2 separate regions of the Homo sapiens genome follow, and region 1 is linked to region 2. The links are chromatin contacts, found by Hi-C or POLR2A ChIA-PET in ENCODE. All regions are on one chromosome and are shown on one strand. Each heading gives the region's core, a stretch centred on a gene start or an enhancer-like site at or near the end of the contact. The rest is flanking DNA. Distances are from core to core; before and after follow the strand shown. Region 1 holds the start of TMEM143 (transmembrane protein 143). Region 2 holds the start of FBXO46 (F-box protein 46).

What was found. Hi-C counts contacts between places; a loop is a spot of excess contacts on that map. ChIA-PET counts read pairs that join two places held with the same protein, here RNA polymerase II (POLR2A). Pooled maps may share reads with other maps.
Region 1: a pooled map shows a loop between it and region 2 (14-fold over the local background). The contact joins the promoter of TMEM143 here to the promoter of FBXO46 in region 2. A Hi-C loop is called at or near these places in 1 of 37 single-sample maps with no recorded cell type and 5 of 50 pooled maps. POLR2A ChIA-PET finds 5 or more read pairs at or near these places in 1 of 52 experiments (AG04450).

The regions. Positions count from the first base shown.
Region 1 is chr19:48,362,203-48,365,513 of GRCh38, forward strand. It overlaps TMEM143 (transmembrane protein 143), which reads right to left and starts at 1,738. Exons shown (of 8, transcript NM_018273.4): 1 at 1,696-1,738; 2 at 1,089-1,329. The coding sequence starts at 1,718. It overlaps SYNGR4 (synaptogyrin 4), which reads left to right and starts at 2,165. Exons shown (of 5, transcript NM_012451.4): 1 at 2,165-2,335. RefSeq lists enhancers at 1,290-1,339, 1,820-1,939, 2,310-2,459.
Region 2 is chr19:45,728,939-45,732,388 of GRCh38, forward strand. It overlaps FBXO46 (F-box protein 46), which reads right to left and starts at 1,958. Exons shown (of 2, transcript NM_001080469.2): 1 at 1,911-1,958. RefSeq lists a silencer at 813-1,107 and enhancers at 1,956-2,065, 2,156-2,285.

The sequences.
Region 1 (3,311 bases), core at 488-2,987, 2.6 Mb after region 2:
GAATTGAGTACATACAGTAGGTGTTCAGTAAATAAATGTTAAATTAATGAATGATGGTGAGGTGTGGTGGCTCATACCTGTAATCTCAGCACTTTGGGAAGCCAAGATGGGCAGATCACTTGAGGCCAGGAGTTCGAGACCAGCCTGGCCAACATGGCAATACCCTGTCTCTACTAAAAATACAAAAATTAGCCAGGCAAGAGTCCCAGCCTCTCGGGGGCTGAGGAAGGAGGATCACTTGAGTCTAGGAGGCAGAGGTTGCAGTGAGCTGAGATTGTGCCACTGCACTCCAGTCTGGGCAACAGAGTGAGACCCTGTCTCACAAAAATAAATAAAGAAAAATAAATGAATAATAATCCTCAAAATCCTCAATAATGACAATGATGATGATGGTGGCAATAAGACCTCAGGTTCTAGAGTGAGACCAAGACTAGGATGAGGTGAATATGGCACCCAAGGGTGCAAAATTTAACGGGGCACTCACTCTTAGGGTCAAGCGAGTGCCCTACTTGCCTAACCCTAGTCCTGGGCCAGCTCTGGAGTCAGACCACTTTGGTTCAAATCTAAGCCACTATGTTGTGGCCTTGGGTAAGTCACTTTCCTTCCCTATGCTTCCATTATCTCATCTGTAAAATGGGGATGATGGTGGTATCTCTCTTACTGATGATTCAACAATACATGAAAAATGTCTGGCACAGTGCCATGGAGTCAGAGCTCAAATTGTGTGATAATAATTATGATTACAGCGTTGTGACTTTATAGGTACAATTATTATCAGGTAGTAGAAATAGTAATGATGAGGATGATTACTATACCCATCTTAAAGAGGGAAAAACCATGCCCCAGAGAGTGCCTGTTCAAGCCCTCAGAACAAGCCAGAGTTGGGAATGGATGCTGCGTCTGCATCTCGGAGACCTGGCTCCTGCATTCCAGCTCATCTCCCGCCCACTAGGGAAACACGAAGGGACCCGGGAACTACAACTCCCAGGAGGCGCCAGGGCAGCTCTCTGCAGCAACTAGGGCCCTGCCGCCGCGAAGCCTGCTGGGAGCCGTAGTCCCCAGGCTCTTGGGCCTGGGACAGGCGGTACCTGTATTAGGAGGCGGAGCAGCTGCTCCTTGGAGAAGGGAATGAAGCGCTCGCGGTACTGCTGGGCCCAGTCGCGGGGCTCCCTGGGGTTCCACATCTTGCGATACTCCCCCATTTTGGCTGCCAGCGATGAGAGGGCCCGGGGGGGCCCGAGGAGCGCGGGCAACAGTGGCCATACTCGGACCCTGGACCCCCAGACCCCCCGGGTCACATGCAGCATGGCTAGACCCTTTCCCCGGAGCCTAAACAGAGGAAAATGGGCAGGGGTCAAAGGCCATCTAGAGGAAAAGCGCCCTCTCCACCTCCACGTCCCACCCTCCAGAAGCCGTCTCTACCCCAGGCAGGGCGCAGAGCCCATCCGCTCGCCTCAAAGCCCCTGTTGCCTGTCCCCTTCCCACACTGCTCAGTTGGCCTGGGTCCCAGACAGGGGTCAGAGGTCTTAGGTTCTGGGGCGTTTTTCAGGCCCAGAGACCCTGTAGTGGTACAACGTTTCTTTGGGGTCTAGACAGCGAGGTAGATCTTAGGAGAGCAGGAAATGCTCGTAAAGGTTACCTAGGGGGTGCAGGGCCGCCCTCCCTGGCCATGCAATCCCCCGATTTCTCCCTCACCTTAGCCAAAGCTCGACTGTCATTGAGCCTCCTGCGCATGTGCAGGAGGGCGTCCTGGGCTCCCGAGGTTCGGCTTCACCCAGCAGTAAAACGCATGCGCAAAGCTTCGGTCAATGCGGGCTGTCCATTTCTCACCGCCGACTCCCTACATCAACTACGCATGCGTTGCCTGCCTTTCTCCACCGCCGGCCTCGTTTGGGCGCGACGCATGCGCCGCAGGAGTGTCTCCTTGTCAGCTTGCTACAAAGGGAAGGGGCGGTGTGGACGCGAGACTCCCTAGAGGGATGGGGCGGGGTAGGGCTCCCGCGCGCAGTCCGCCAACGGCGCGCAGTCCAACGTTCGCCGAGGCCACGCCCCGGCTCGTGTCAGCTCCTGAGTAGGCGGAAAGAGGGAGGGGGCGGGACTTGGGCGCAGCCAATCAGCTGTGGAGGAGCGAAAAGGCGGGAAAAAGCGGAACCAAAAGAAGGCTGAGGTGGCGCTAGGGACCAGGAGGGGTGGGGGTGGCGAAAGGAAGGGCGGGCCCTCAGGTGACGCAGATTGGCCCTCCAGAGAAGGGGCGGCCCCTTCTCAGGTGCCGTCACCCCCAAACCTCAGCACTGCCATTCCAGGTCCTTAAAGGGGAGACCGCGATTCTAAGAAGGTAGCCCAGTGCCGGGGCGTGGCCTCATTCTGAGGTTCCCCACAAATCCGAGGTCCCGACTCCCAGCTTGAGGAGGTGCACTTCCGTGAAAATGGAGCTGAATTCGAAAGGGAGGCCCTTATTCTGGGAAATGGCCCCAAGTGACAAGGACAGCCTGAAATATGCCCTGAGATACCTGGGTTCTCCACGAAGGGTGCTGTCACCCCCAAACCTGAAAGGGATTATTCGGTTTCAGACCTCCCAGGGGCTCTGATCTCAATGGCCGCACCCCCTAGTCCCCAGAAAGTCCCACCTGTGTCCTCTCACAGAAGGACCCAGTCCCTCTGCAGGCCCTTCAGCTCCTGGGTCACAAGACGTGGTCCCCAAATATCCCAGCCCTCCCCTGCACTCCACCTCTGGGATCCCTGACAGCCCTCTCGCCCAACAACCCCCTCAGCCCACATTCCTGACTTCTGGAACCTGAAGCAGCCCCTTCACTTATGTCCCCCACTCCTGGGACCCCCAGAATCACCCTCACCCCAGGCCCTCACCTCTCTGGAATCCTCCATAGACCCCCTTAACCCACACCTCAACCCAGGGGACCCTTAGCGACTCTCTCATCCTGCACCTCCACCTCTGTGACCCCTGGCAGCCCTCCCCACACGACACCTTGCCTGGGACCCCTAGTATCCCCATCCTATGCCCCCCTCTCCTGGGACCCCCAGAAAGCTCCCTCACCACACACAACCCCATTCCTGGGAACCCCCAGCACCCGCATCCTATGTCCCCCACTTCAGGGACCCCTAGCAGCCCTCTCCACACAACACCTTTCCTGGGACCCCCCAGAACCCCCATCCTATGCCTCCCACTTCTGGGACCCCTAGTAGCCCCCTCACCACACAACCCCATTCCTGGGACCCCCAGCACCCCCATCCTATGCCCCCCACTCCTGGGGCCCACAGAAGCCCCCTCAGCACACACAACCTCATTCCCTGGG
Region 2 (3,450 bases), core at 708-3,207:
CTGTCTCTACTAAAAATACAAAATTAACCAGACGTGGTGGCGCATGCCTGCAATCTCAGCTACTCGGGAGGCTGAGGCGGAGAATTGCTTGAACCCGGGAGGCGGAGGTTGCGGTGAGCCAAGATTGCACTCCGCCTGGGCAACAAGAGCGAAACTCCGCCTCAAAAACAAAACAAAACTAAACAAAAAACCATAAAAATAAATATAGGGCCAGGCGCAATGGCTCACGCCTGTTAATCCCAGCACTTTGGGAGGCCGAGGCGGGTGGATCACCTGAGGCCAGGAGTTCAAGACCAGCCTGACCAACATGCAGAAACCCTGTCTCTACTAAAACTACAAAAATTAGCCAGGGCGTGGTGGCACATGCTTGTAATCCCAACTACTCAGGAGGCTGAGGCAGGAGAATCGCTTGAACCCGGGAGGCAGAGGCTACAGTTAGCCATACCACTGCACTCCAGCCTGGGTGACAGAGGGAGACTGTCTCTAAATAAATAAATAAAAATAAATAAAAGACTTGCCTAAGGTCATATAGCAAGTAAATGGCAGAACTAATATTCTAGACTGCTTTGTTCGCTGTCTCTACTCATCACATTGTATATTTCAGTATGGAGAGAGGACTAAATTATAGTGCTGAAAGCACAGATTCTGAGCCAGGCTGCCAAGATCGGAATCCTGAGTCTAGCAATTAATGCTGGATAGCCTTGGGAAAGTTGCTTAATTTCTCTGTACTTCTGCTTCCTTTCTGTAAAATGGAGAAAATAACAGCACCTACCCCTCAGGGGTGTTATCAGAATTAAATGAGTTAATGTGTACAAACAGCTAAGGACAGGGCCAGGCATTTTGTAAAACAATAAGCGTTAGCTGTAATCCACAGTGGGGAGCCCCTACATGCTTCTGAGCTGGGGTGTGTGCCCAGATCAGTGCCAGCTTTTGAGAAAACGCCTCTGGGACTGGACTGGAAAGGAGGAAATCCATTAGCACCTGTAACCCAGTCACATTCCGGGGGCGGAGAACTTCCCACCAACAGCTCTGAGACTGAAACTTCACAGCCCAGCTCTCCCACTAATAGTAACGATTTTAATGACTCCCTTTAACCCTGTTCTCAGAGGCATGCTTGCTGTTCCCATACTACAGATAAGGGCACTGAGGCTCACAGATTTGTCCATGGCACAAAGGGGTGGAAGAATAGGGGATATGAATGCTGTACTTCTCATAGGGATAAACCATTACACTCTTCTAAATTCCACCGGGGAAGTGAGGGTGCGAAAGCCTGTCTCGATGGCCCTTTCTGGCCGTATTATCCTACAGTTCTGTGCCTGTCCAGCTTACCGGGAGTCTCTGGCGGGACTAGGGAAATTATCACTACATCCAGGCCCCTAATTTCACGCTCCTTACCCCACCCTCAGTCCTGGAGCCTAAACCCACACTCTATCCTACCACTGATTTCTCCCTCCTACCTCCTCAACTTGCCTTCCTGCCCCCAATCCGATCCAGAGGCCCCAACCCATTGCGTCCACCGTTCGCCTGTCCCTTGGAGCTTCCAGACCCCCTCACTCATCCTAACCCTGATCCTCATACCCTCGCCGCAGGTTAAGCCCCCATCGAAATCGACCCCTTCAGGGCCTCTACCTGGATGTCCAGCCCAGTCTCCAACTCGGGGCCCACTTCCCCAGCTCTGAGCCCCTTTACAATCAATTCCAAAGCTCCACTCCCACCCCACCTCCAAGACCCCTCCCCAAGCCACCATTCTTCTACTACTACCTCCGGCTCCCATTCCTCCCAGTCCTCTCCCCCAGGCAATCTCCCCTCACCCAGCCCCTTCTTTCGCCCCTGCCTCTTCCCCCTCGTCACCCGGTCCCGAACCCCCGTCCCGACTCTCCAGCGCCCCCGGCCCGCGCCTGGGCTCTCACCATCGCCGCGCGCTGCATCTCCCTCGGCTACGCGGGTTTCCCCCACTCGCTCCTCTCCAGCCTCCCCTTCCGGGTTCTCGTCCCGAAGCCCGCTGGGAATTGAAGTCCGGGCAGCCACGGACTACATCCCCCAGAAGGCAGCACGGTCAAGCTTGGAGGTGGGGTAGGAAGCAAATTAGGCGGGCGGAGGAAAAGAACGACTCGAACTCCCGGGAGACAAAGCCGGGGAGGACTTGGCAGCGCAAGCGCAGGGTGCTTCCCCGCTGGGCGCGCTGGGAGATGGAGTCTAGCCAGGAGGGCTCCATTTTTGCCCGAGGCCCTTGGGAAGGGAATTGAGAATATTGCAATAGGGTGTTGGTGAGGGGTGGAGAGTTGGGGAAGAGCAAATTTATTGATTCATTTGTGCCGATCAACACAATAGCTAACAGCTCCTTGTGCTTTTCCAAACTCCTTCCCATCCATCCCCTTCTTTTTTTTTTTTTTTTTGAGACGGAGTCTTGCTCTGTCACCCAGGCTGGAGTGCAGTGGCGCAATTTCGGCTCACTGCAACCTCCGCCTCCTGGGTTCAAGCGATTCTCCTGCCTGAGCCTCCTGAGTAGCTGGGATTACAGGAGCCCGCCACCACGCCCGGCTAGTTTTTGTATTTTTAGTAAAAACGGAGTTTCACCATGTTGGTCAGGCTGGTCTTGAACTCCTGACCTCATGATCCACCCGCCTCGGCCTCCCAAAGTGCTGGGATTACAGGCGTGAGCCACCGCGCCCGGCCCGTCCCCTCCTTTCTTACCTCCTGATTTACAAATGAGAAAATTAAGCCTTAGGAGGAAGGAAAGTCCCATACATTAGGAGTTAGTCCACATCATAGAATAGCAGCTCCACATCGCTCGAGCCCAGGAGTTCGAGGCAGTGAGCTAGTGTTACACCACCGCCCTCCATGCAGTTCAGCCTGGGCGACAGAATGAGACCCTGCTGCCTCTTAAAATAAAAGAAGGCCGGGCGCGGTGGCTCACGCCTGTAGTCACAGCACTTTGGGAGGCCGAGGCGGGCTGATCACAAGGTCAGGAGATCAAGACCATCCTGGCTAACACACTGAAACCCCATCTCTACTAAAAATACAAAAAATTAGCCGGGCTGGGTGGCGGGTGCCTGTAGTCCCAGCTACTCGGGAGGCTAAGGCAAGAGAATGGCGTGAACCCAGGAGGCGGAGCTTGCAGTGAGCCGAGATCGCGCCACTGCACTCCAGCCTGGGGGACAGAGCGAGATTCCGTCTCAAAAAAAAAAAAAAGAAGAAGAAGAAGAAGAAGCTCCAGGAGGGCAGAGATCTTTGTGTACCTTGTTCAAGCACCTAGAACAGCGTAAACATGTGTTCAGTAAATATTTATTGCATCGGAACTATATGCCAGACACCCTACAGACAACCCTGGTAGGAATTACAATCCCAAATTTATAAGGCAGAAAGAGATTAAGCCTCTTGTCGCTGGCAACACAGCCAAGAAAACGATTTGAACTGAAATGTATTGGATTTCAGGGTTTCTACTCTTGA